Linked DNA regions of Mus musculus: all the other regions are linked to region 3. A link is a loop called in an ENCODE intact Hi-C map of the cell type or tissue named here. Cell type or tissue: left cerebral cortex. All regions are shown on one strand. Region 1 holds the start of Gm39841 (a long non-coding RNA gene). Region 2 overlaps Ubr3 (ubiquitin protein ligase E3 component n-recognin 3). Region 3 holds the start of Ssb (Sjogren syndrome antigen B). Region 4 holds the start of Ccdc173 (coiled-coil domain containing 173).

What was found. A loop is a pair of places that touch in the nucleus more often than their neighbours do. Peaks named below come from ENCODE experiments on the same cell type or tissue, not always from the same donor. Only the 100,000 strongest peaks of a DNase experiment are listed, where the experiment ranks them.
Region 1: it touches region 3 in a loop (2.3-fold over the local background); 11 of 42 quality-filtered maps call a loop at or near these places.
Region 2: a loop joins it to region 3, with 2.2 times the contacts of the local background. A loop is called at or near these places in 6 of 42 quality-filtered maps.
Region 4: a loop joins it to region 3, with 2.4 times the contacts of the local background. A loop is called at or near these places in 11 of 42 quality-filtered maps.

The regions. Positions count from the first base shown.
Region 1 is chr2:69,801,970-69,804,469 of GRCm38, reverse strand. It overlaps Gm39841 (a long non-coding RNA gene), which reads right to left and starts at 2,332. Exons shown (of 3, transcript XR_866401.3): 1 at 2,232-2,332; 2 at 1,523-1,641; 3 at 1-851. In left cerebral cortex, a CTCF peak has its summit at 1,456 (motif pointing left); a DNase peak (open chromatin) is centred at 1,455.
Region 2 is chr2:69,954,706-69,957,205 of GRCm38, reverse strand. Ubr3 (ubiquitin protein ligase E3 component n-recognin 3) reads right to left here. Exons shown (of 39, transcript NM_177783.6): 18 at 1,100-1,241. Among named protein-coding and RNA genes, the nearest start is that of Ubr3, 59 kb to the right of the region's middle. In left cerebral cortex, a CTCF peak has its summit at 1,364 (motif pointing right); a DNase peak (open chromatin) is centred at 1,297.
Region 3 is chr2:69,860,204-69,862,703 of GRCm38, reverse strand. It overlaps Ssb (Sjogren syndrome antigen B), which reads right to left and starts at 1,142. Exons shown (of 12, transcript NM_001110145.1): 1 at 992-1,142. In left cerebral cortex, no CTCF peak of the experiment used is centred here; DNase peaks (open chromatin) are centred at 343, 744, 1,132, 1,508 and 1 more place; H3K4me3 peaks cover 1,790 bases; H3K27ac peaks cover 1,366 bases.
Region 4 is chr2:69,789,010-69,791,509 of GRCm38, reverse strand. Ccdc173 (coiled-coil domain containing 173) reads left to right here and starts at 2,024. Exons shown (of 9, transcript NM_001077684.1): 1 at 2,024-2,095. The coding sequence starts at 2,047. Phospho2 (phosphatase, orphan 2) reads right to left here and starts at 1,773. Exons shown (of 4, transcript NM_028521.2): 1 at 1,554-1,773; 2 at 1,189-1,224. In left cerebral cortex, a CTCF peak has its summit at 1,025; DNase peaks (open chromatin) are centred at 1,043 and 1,901; H3K4me3 peaks cover 1,782 bases; H3K27ac peaks cover 1,131 bases.

The sequences.
Region 1 (2,500 bases), 58 kb after region 3:
AATAAGCCCACACAGCTGTAGTTATCTTTTCTCTTTTAAAAAAAGATGCCCCCAAACCAAAAACAGACAACAACAAAGCCAGCAAACATATTGGAGAAGAAATAGTCTCTTCAAAACAGCTAGTGAGGAAACTGGAGTCTGCCTGTAGACACTGGAGTCCGACTGTAGACACAGGGAACTACGTCTTTATTTCTCACCCGGTATAAAAGTCAAGTCAAAATGGATCAAAGATCTTGAGTAAAGCTTGAAACTTTGAAGCTAACAAGGTTGTGGGGAGGGAGGAGGAACAGGTCAAGATACAGGCAGAGGCAGGGACCTTCTGAACAAGGCTCCACTGGTGCAGGGAAGAATATCAAGAACTTTAGCGAGTGGTTTCCATGGAATTAAAAAGCCTCTGCACAACTCAGTTTTGCCACAGTTTGCCACAACTTTCTGCTGCTCTTTCTCTCCCGTTTCCCACTATGAAGAGAGGTGGCTTTGGAGATAACCAACTGAAAACTGCGCAGCGCTGCTGAGAACCGCATCCCTTACGGAAGGAAGCGTGGCAGCTCTGCTCCCCTGGGGAAGGAAGGGTTTCCCCAGCAAAAGTGTAAGACTTCTGCTCAGCTTTGCTCCAGGGAAGGTGTTGCAGCTCTACAACGTCACACAGCACAGCAAACCTCACATACATTTATTGGGAGGGAAAAGTCCTGGAGAGAGTCTGCCTCTGCTCCAGGGAGAAGCAGCTGCGAATCAAGCAGTAGGCATAGAAATTCTCAGGGGGCAAAGTTTTCCAGGGCAAAGATTTCCAGCGTAGGGATCGGTGGGATTTCAAGTCTTCAGCTCGAGGAGCTCGGGCTTGGTGAGTTTTCCTGCACAGAGACTGGTGTTATTTTTGTTGATGGTGGTGTTTTGTGTCCGTCTCCCCCCCCCCCCCCCCCCCTTTCCTACATCGAGCCCATGGGTGAGAACAGAAAGACTGCCAGGGCAGCAGGCAACTTTGCCTGAGGCACCATTCCCATGAAGTCACTCTGGGAAGCTAGAGAGGTGGTGCAGCCACCATGGCAGTTCCTGCAGTGGTTCTTCAAGGTGGCCACTGGCTGAGGCTGGAGAGGAGGTGCTGCAGCTGCTCCTGGGGAGGCACCTCACAGCACTAATCCACCCCCTTGCTGGCTGCAGCATTTTGAAGAGAAGGCCATGCACCTAGCGTGGGCAGCACAGTAGAGCTGGCCCTGGTGGTATGGGCGTGGCCTAAGGGCGTGAGGCTTGAGAACTGGCCCTGCCTTTAAGCAGCTGCAGCACTTGGGAGAGCGGGCCCTGTACCTTGCCTGGCCAGTACAGTAGAGCTGACCCTGGAGACAGGGGCTTGGGTGAGCCAGCCCAGAGTATGAGAGTAGTATGAGAGCAGGAGAGCTGGCTCTGACCTTTGACAGTTGCTGCATTGAGAGATCTAGCTGGGGCGGTGCAGAAGGGCTCCCCCTGGTGGTGGGTGGGCCAACCCAGCTACCACCAAGCCCAGATCTAGGGTTTTGAGATGACTCACCCCAGTATCTACCACATTTATGAACTGCTGGAGCATGTGATAGGACTGTTCCTGCGGATCCAAAGCTGCTGAATCTCCATGACACGGGGCAACAACAGGGTGTCATCAAATATCTTCCTCTATAGGAAAATGGACAAAACTGGAAATCACTATGTCAAAAGAAATAAGCAAATCTCAGAAAGACAAACACAACTTTTCCATTCACATACAGAACAAGGATTTTTTGGGGGTGGGGTGGGGGTGGGTTAGGGGTGGGGTTTCGAGACAGGGTTTCTCTGTGTAGCCCTGGCTGTCCTGGAACTCACTTTGTAGACTAGGCTGGCCTCGAACTCAGAAATCCACCTGCCTCTGCCTCCCGAGTGCTGGGATTAAAGGCGTGTGCCACCACGCCCGGCTGCATCTTATGATTTGAGACATGGTCTCTCACTGAATGCTCAGCGATTCCACTAAGCTGGCTGGCCATTGAGCTCCAAGGACTCACTAGTCTATGCTCCCAGTGCTGGGATTAAAGATGCATGAAACCACACCAGCTTTTACAAGGGTGCCTGGGCAATCTGAACTAAAGTTCCCATACTTAGGTGGCAGAATCCTATGTCTGTCTATGTAAATGCAAGCCTCCAACCAACCATGTGTGATAAACTAAGCCTTCCTGATTCAGAAAAAAAGAAGAAGGAATTAGGCCTCTTGCTAAAAGGTATGAATGACCTACCTTGGAAGAGGCTCCTCCAGCCTGTCTTTCATCTGACTCAAGAACCGCCCAGTATTTGGAACCACTTTTATCTCAAGCCAGAACTATCTAGTCAACTGCTTGTGAACTCCTGACTCAGATAGGTCATGTTTATTGTTCCAAGTGTTGTTTGTTTTGTTATCATTGAGAGGGTATCACTGCTGTCAGCATGGTCTAAAATTTCTGGGCTCAAGTCTGTCTCTGTTTGTCTCTGTCTCTGTCTGTCTCTGTCTGTACCCCCCCCCCAACCC
Region 2 (2,500 bases), 95 kb before region 3:
AGACACAAGTTTCAGGACAGCCAAGGTTACATAGTAAGATCTTGTCTTTGAAAAAACAATACAATGAATGAATAAATGAGAAAGAGAGTGACAAAGACAGAGAGGAGGGAAGAAGGGAAGAGAGGAGGGAGGGAGGCAAGAAAGAAGGGTTGGAGGGAGGGAGGGAGGGAGGGAGGGAGGGAGGGAACTTTCTAACTGAATTAAGAAAGATAATATTGTTTTAAAATTTATGATTCATTTATGGTTAGTGGTCACTTACAGAAATGAATTAGAGTTTCTAAAGTTGTTTTTGTAATTTAGTAATTTAAGAAGGCCATAGTGTAACATAAATACTTTCTGTTGTTGTTGTTTGAGACAAGTTATCTTAATTACATGGCCCTGACTGTCCTGGAACTAGCTAGACTGGGCTGGCCTTGAACTCATAGACCAGCATCTACTTGCTAAATAGAATTAATACTAAGAAAAACATAAATTTATAAGAAATTTGGCAGAAGCCAGGCGATGGTGGCGCACGCCTTTAATCCTAGCACTTGGGAGGCAAAGGCAGGCGGATTTCTGAGTTCAAGGCCAGCCTGGTCTACAGAGTGCGTTCCATGACAGCCAGGGCTATACAGAGAAACCCTGTCTCGAAAAAAGCAAAAAAAAAAAAAAAAAAAAAAAGAAAGAAAGAAAGAAAAGAAATTTGGCAGAAGAATGCCAAAACTGGATTAATACAAGATAACTATTAAAGGGGGAAAGTCAGGGAAGGACTTGGTTTTAAAGTACAAGGACCGAAGTTCCACCCAAGAGCCACATAAAAAAGAAAGGCATGGTGGCCTGTACATATAATTCCAGAGCTGAGGAGGTGTGGACAGGCAAATCCCTGGGGCTGTCTGGCCACAGTTAGCCTATTGAGTAAGCTCCAGTTTCAGGGAGAGACCCTGCTGCAAAGGACAAGGTGATGACACCCGAGGAACGAAGGCAGATCCAGGGTGACCTCTGGCTTCACCCACACCCGCACCTACACACACACACTAATAAATAAATGTACAAAGAACAAAAACAAAGTATTTTCTTTGTGAAACTACAGGCAAGAATACATTTCTGTATAGAGACATACCTTTGGGAGTGTACATGCCTTGTTGCATAGAGCCTCCAGGTTCAAAAATGGGAGCCCTAAAGTCCGCTACAGCAGATAAAACTGATTCAAAGCTATAACTTCCAGGAATAATGCCACTTTTGGGGTTGGGATTTTCTGGGATATAATGTATGTGTCAAGAAAACAAACAATATTAATGACTAGCACCAGCATCAACGTCTACAAATTACTCAGTTCAAATTCATTTTACCAAAATAGAAAATGACTGGCTGTAATGTATAATGTTGGCCACAAGAGGGTGACATAACAGTTCAGTATGAACCTTATTGTGGTTTTAAATATATGAGCCAAATAAATTATATGATGAGGTGGCCCTAAGTATACTTTCCCCAAAATAAATTGATCGAATTCCATTAAATGAAAGGAAAACAATTTCCATTATGTCCATTTTCATCACTGTATAAATATACTGTACCCTTGTTCAGAAAACCAGAAAGAATATACAAAAACCCAGCACAGATGTGTAGGAGTAAAGACTACTTTTCTAAAAGCAAAATTTCTAAAAGCAAATAAAAACAAGTGGGTTCACACAAAGGGAAAGCACCAAGCCACAAATACTCTGTCCTAGTTCATATTAAGGCATGTAATTCTTAAACTAAATCAAATTTTAGAAAATGTTTTTGCTAGCTGTTTGAAGAAATAGTCAAAGGAGGCTGAGGATGGGTTTAACCCGTATCACTGCGATGCGGTTGGGGCTTGCTACCACGCAGTACTGAACTGATGCTACAAAATCTTCAAGTCGTTAAGAAAACAAATATTTTCTAAATGATACCGACATACTAAATTTTGTTAGATATTTTCACCATACACTAACACTAAGATTTTAAGGTTTCATTACCTTGCCACTATGATCAGCCTATAATGGCAGTATTTGGCAGGCAGAAGCAGGAGGATTAAGCCAAGTTCAAGGCCGGTCCACACTGTAAGTTCCAGACCAAGCAGGGCTATACAGCGAGATCCTACCTCAAAAATGTCTGCATAAAAAAAAAATTAATGTATTTAAGGGGGCGGGGCTGGATAGATAGTCCAGTGGGTAAAAGCAGTGACAGCTCTTGCAGAAGACCTAAGTTTGGTTCCCAATACCCACACAGTGATTCATAACCATCAAATCCAGTTCCAGGGGTTACAACGCCTTCTTCTAACCTCTGCCAGGACCAGGCATGTATGTGGTGCACATAACATGCATGCATACAAATACCCATACATGTAAAATAAATACTTTTTTAATTTTTAAAAAAAAAACTACTACTGAATATTCAGCTCTATCTCAGGGACCATACCTCCAGTAGGTAGAGGATAATCCATAAACTTGAAAATTCTTTAAGACTGAGTCTAACAAAAATTTTGGGAATATTTAAACCC
Region 3 (2,500 bases):
GGGACGCTGGAAGGTAAGGATGTGCCTAAAACACTACTACACTGGTTAACTCTATAGCCACTTTCCTGTTTCACGGTCTGACAACAATCCTAGAATAAAGAGGGACTGTGATACTGGTTTGCTAGAAATCACAAACCGGATCTTCTGTCTTACTGGCTTTCAGCGCCTTACTAAACCACCCTACCATATTGTACGGAAGTATACCAGCTCTTGAAGAGTTTATCTGCAGCAGCTGAATATAGTTATGAGTTACTGTTGGTATATTTCTTGAGACATTGCTCAAAATGCTGGAGACTGCTGGCGATACACTGGTCCTGTAATGGGAAATCTACGAAGTACACGTCCCACTTCAGAATTTACTGTTACAGGCGCTGGTTTGTCTCCCACTACCAACAATCTCACTTCTCATTACTACAGAGACACAGGTCAATAACGACCTAGTTAGCCCCTGCAAGACTTCTGCGGCCTACCCAATTTAGGGACTGTTTCACACTGAAGACAGAATGGCAATGGCAGTTCTTTGAAGGAAAAAAAAAAAAAAAAAAAGATAGCGACGCTGGGAACCCAATAGCGGCCCCCACTTCTTCGGCCTCCAGTCAGTCCCCACAGAACCCTGTCGCGTTTAACCCGCACCGACCACCCTAAAGACTTAAATGGTCCGAAACATCCGCCTCTGGCCAGTCAGGAAAGGGGTGCAAGGAACAAACCGAAAGGACGCCGTGAGGATGCGGCGAGCCTCTGCCTAAAGGCCCCGCGAGAGCCGCATCCTCCCACACCGGCCCGCCGGGATCCCTGCCACGTGGAAAGCCCCAGGCGCCCGCATCTCTGGCCGGGGCCCGCTCCGTGGCCTCGCCGAGGCCCGCGCCCCCTCGGGCCGCGGTCCAGCACACGGCCACGGGCCGCGCGGCCCACGCGGCGGCGCGGAGAGGAAGGTGAGGCCTGCGCATAGCACAGCCCTTCGTACCTTCTCCTCAGTTTCCAAGAAGCTCACCTCAAAGATTCGGATCCCACGGTCACCACAGCTTCAAGAACAACGACAGAAGCGCCTGGACTTCCGAGCGCCGGCGGGCCAGCCAAACGCGCTTAAAGATGGGGGCTTTCCCGGCAGCCCTTGCGGACAGGTGGGCGTGGCCGCGGACGCAGTGGCCCGGCTCTGCTTTCCACGCACGCGCCGTTACCGCAGCCTCCCACAATCCTCGGAGGAGGAGTCCCGCCCTCCCGCCCGAGAAATTGTTAAATTGCTCAGCAGAATGTTAGGGGCTGACAGGAAGTGTTTTTGTGGAGATCTTTGTTTTTAATGTGTTTCTGGGCAGTATGTTCGAGCCTTCCCTTCTTTCTTCTGTAGCGCTTGGTTTTTCTTTTTTTCCCCCTTTGTCTCTTTTTTCCTTTTTTTTTTTTTGAGACAGCGTTTCCGTGCGTAGTCCTGGCTATCCAGGAACTCGCGCTGCTCTGTAGACCAGGCTGACCCTCAAACTCCTCCTGCCTCTGCTGAGACACTCGCCTACCTCTTCCGGGAGTGCTGGCATTATTAAAGGGGTGCGCCAGCACGCTTGGCCTTTTGCAATGTATTTGACTTGCATGGTGTTGTGGTTTTGGAAAAAAATTAAAAAACCATACAGTTGCTTGGTTTCCGACAGGCTAGCTCTCTGAAGCACAAACTGGCCAATGATTCGAACTCCTGCTTCAGTACAAAGTGCTGGGACTTCACCTACATCACCAGGCTCTTACTGCTCCCCCTCTTGCTGCTGCTGTCTATCTTTGCTTGTTTTGATGTTGGAGTCTGACTCAATGAGTAACCCAAGCTGATCCCAAACTATGCTTCTGCCTCCAGCCACCCTAGTGCTGGGATTACAAACAAATCTTTTTAAAAGTCTCTTGCTCCCAGCACTTGGGAGGCAGAGGCAGGCGGATTTCTGAGTTCGAGGCCAGCCTGGTCTACAAAGTGAGTTCCAGGACAGCCAAGACTGCACAGAGAAACCCTGTCTCTAAAAACCAAAAACCAAACCAAAACAAAAAAGTCTCTTGCTAGGAAAGAAGTACATTTAGAATAGTTTGAGAGACTTCACACTTAAGTCAGGACTGCCACTTTTTACATAACAATTTTAACGTTTTAGAGGTGCAATTTCCTTATGACATCATCTTTTTCCTTCAGTGTTCCTGGAATATAAAAATTACTTTCACAAAATAACTTCATAATCTCAGAGCATTTTGGAAGTTCCCAAACAGATAAACTCTAAAATTTGAAGAAGAAGAAGAAGAAGAAGAAGAAGAAGAAGAAGAAGAAGAAGAAGAAATGCATTTATAGGTTAACTATACATGCCATTTTGGCCAAAGAAAAAAGAATTTACTAGTATTATCCTCAGGTAGTTTTAACTTTAGATTAATTACATTCAATAAAAAAATTTTCAAGTTTCTACTTACTGTGAGACATAAATGCTAAATTTTCCTTTTTTAAAGATTTAAGTTTATGTACGGGTGTTTTGCCTGCATGGATAGACAG
Region 4 (2,500 bases), 71 kb after region 3:
TTATTAACAAAATCAAAACAGTATTCTCAGGGCTGGAGAGATGGCTCACTGGGTAAGAGCCCATGTTGCTCTTCTCAGAACCCAAGTCAGGTGGGACAATTTTAGCTCCAGGGGACTTAATGTCTCTAGATGCCATGGCTGTTACATTCGAGTACACACACACATACACCCCAAAGAAGTAAATAAATAAGGGGCTGGAGAGGCAGCTGAGCAGTTAAGAACATTGACTGTTTTTGTAGAAGATCCAAGTTTTGGTGGCTTATCACTACTTGTAACTGAAGCTCCAGGGGGGTCTGACAGCCCTAGTCTCTTTGGGCACCTTCAATCATGTGCACTTACTCTCACACAAACACATATACAAACATACACATAACTAAGTATAGCACGCATAAAATGGTTTATGGACAGTGGCCAGATCTTAATGAGTGGTTTAATTGTCATTTGTGGGTTTTTGTTTGTTTGTTTCTGATTTTGTTTTTAAAATATCTCAATAGTCATTTAAATTCTGTTTCCAATTAGGGTGCAAAAGAGCTTCGAGACAAAAAAAAAAAAAAAAAAAAAACAACAACAACAAAAAAAAAACCCAACCCCCCCCCCAAAAAAAAAAAACTAGTTCTAGACCAACTTGTATGGAAAAGGCACTTGCAATCGGGAGTTTCAAGTCAAATATGAGACCCTATTTGAAATATAAGACCATATGAGAACGTTACTGAGATATTTTATGAGGTTCAATACTTGTAACTAATTTGGTAAAACTCCTGATAATTTTCACTGAGAGACGTGGTCTACACAGCTTCTGCCTTCTAAGTTATATACTCTGCCCCAGTTGCTTCAAGGATAACTCTAGAGTGAACAGGTTAAAGGGCACCTGTGTTGTCCCTTGTGGTGAGGTCCCTCAGCTCAGAGTTTCTGTCCCGTGAAGGAACTTCCTGCTCACTCTGCGTTATCTTGTGGGAAGAGGGCCTTAGGAAGAGAAAGGTACAATTTGCTGGGGATGCAGCTAGCACTGTGTAATTCACCGATCTCTCGCTAGGCGTCGTGCTCCCTCACAAACTATGCAAGCGGCTGTTGGCCTACAAAGACAGTTCAATCCCTGACCTTTCCAGCCCTGCGGAGCTTTCAACTCGCTTAGCACAAGTACACAAAAGTTCCGTCTCCAGAAATTTTTATTAATCCTTCCATACTTACCAGCATTATTACAGTGGAACATCTCTGATAGAAAACCTGAGGAGAGATAGCACAACTATGCATTAGAACGTTCATTATTGAAAGTCGCACTTCCTTTAATTTAGTAATGAAATCAGCTGTACAGCGATATGTCAGGAGAGCCTCTGCTGAGATCAAGTGCCAGTCCACTTTTTGTGTCATTAGAGACTGACTGGTTCCCGAAGTACACTAATTACAAGTTATTTACCAAGCAGTTTAATGTATGTTAAAGGTATCAACGCGAATGTTCTGGGGACAACATTCAAGTTTTAATAGTCCTACGTAACAACTGACAGGGTCTCATATAGTCCTGACTATGCCTCATAAATCAAATCATTTAAAAACACCTTTTCTGTCCTTTAATCCTTGTGGCTCGGTGGTCAAAGGGCTGTCCTTCACCTCAGCCAGCGGGGCGCAGAGTAGAAGCTCGCACCCAGCCTGGGCCTCGACTCGCACACCGGCCGGTTCCAAACTAGCGCAGCGAGTGAGAAAAGCGGCAGCGGCCGAGCGGGACCGAGGGCTCCTCACTGACCCAGGCCTGGGTCGCAGCGGGCCGCCAGCATCAGCACCAGCGTCGGCCGGTTGGTTCTCGTGCCTTACGCAGCCGGTGAACTGCTAGCGCCGGCTCGCCCACTGCTCTGCACTGCGCACGCGCACACCCGGGCTTCGGGCCTCGGTTCAGCCGCGGACAGGGCTCCTTCCTGGTTCCTGGATTGGAGACTGACGTCACTTCCGGCGTGGTTGCTAAACAACCAAATGGTTTAGTTATCGCTCAGTAGCTGACTTCAGCTTGGAAGTAGTATCACCTGCTCTGGACTCGCGGGATCAGCTTTGTTAAAGATGCAGGTGCGCTTTGGACGGCGCTCCGGGCAGGCGAAGGAAAGCCAAGGTGAGCTGCCTTGGCCCGTGCCGGAGCTGGGGTTGTTGTTTCTAGAACCCCAGCATAGGGTGACAAAGTGAGGGCTTCGGTTGCCTTTTGAAATGGGCTTTAACCAAGTCGAAAGCAGTCCCAGCAAGCATCCTTGGAAGTTAGGCAGGTTGGCCTTCAGGTGAATGAGTGGAAAAAGGAAAGAGGACTAGGGGAGCGTAGCAGTAGAAAGAATAGACTAGGAGTAGAATAGGGGTAGAAAAGGCAGCAGTTAGAGCCTTACCCCAGCTGTAACTCGTCAGACACTCGGGGCACTTAAGCTTTGTAATTCGTTGAATAAATTTTGGAATGCCGTTTGGAAATGTTATTGACCTATCAAAATCTTTATAATGTTGCAGACCTGCTGAGTAATCTTTTCTAAAGCTC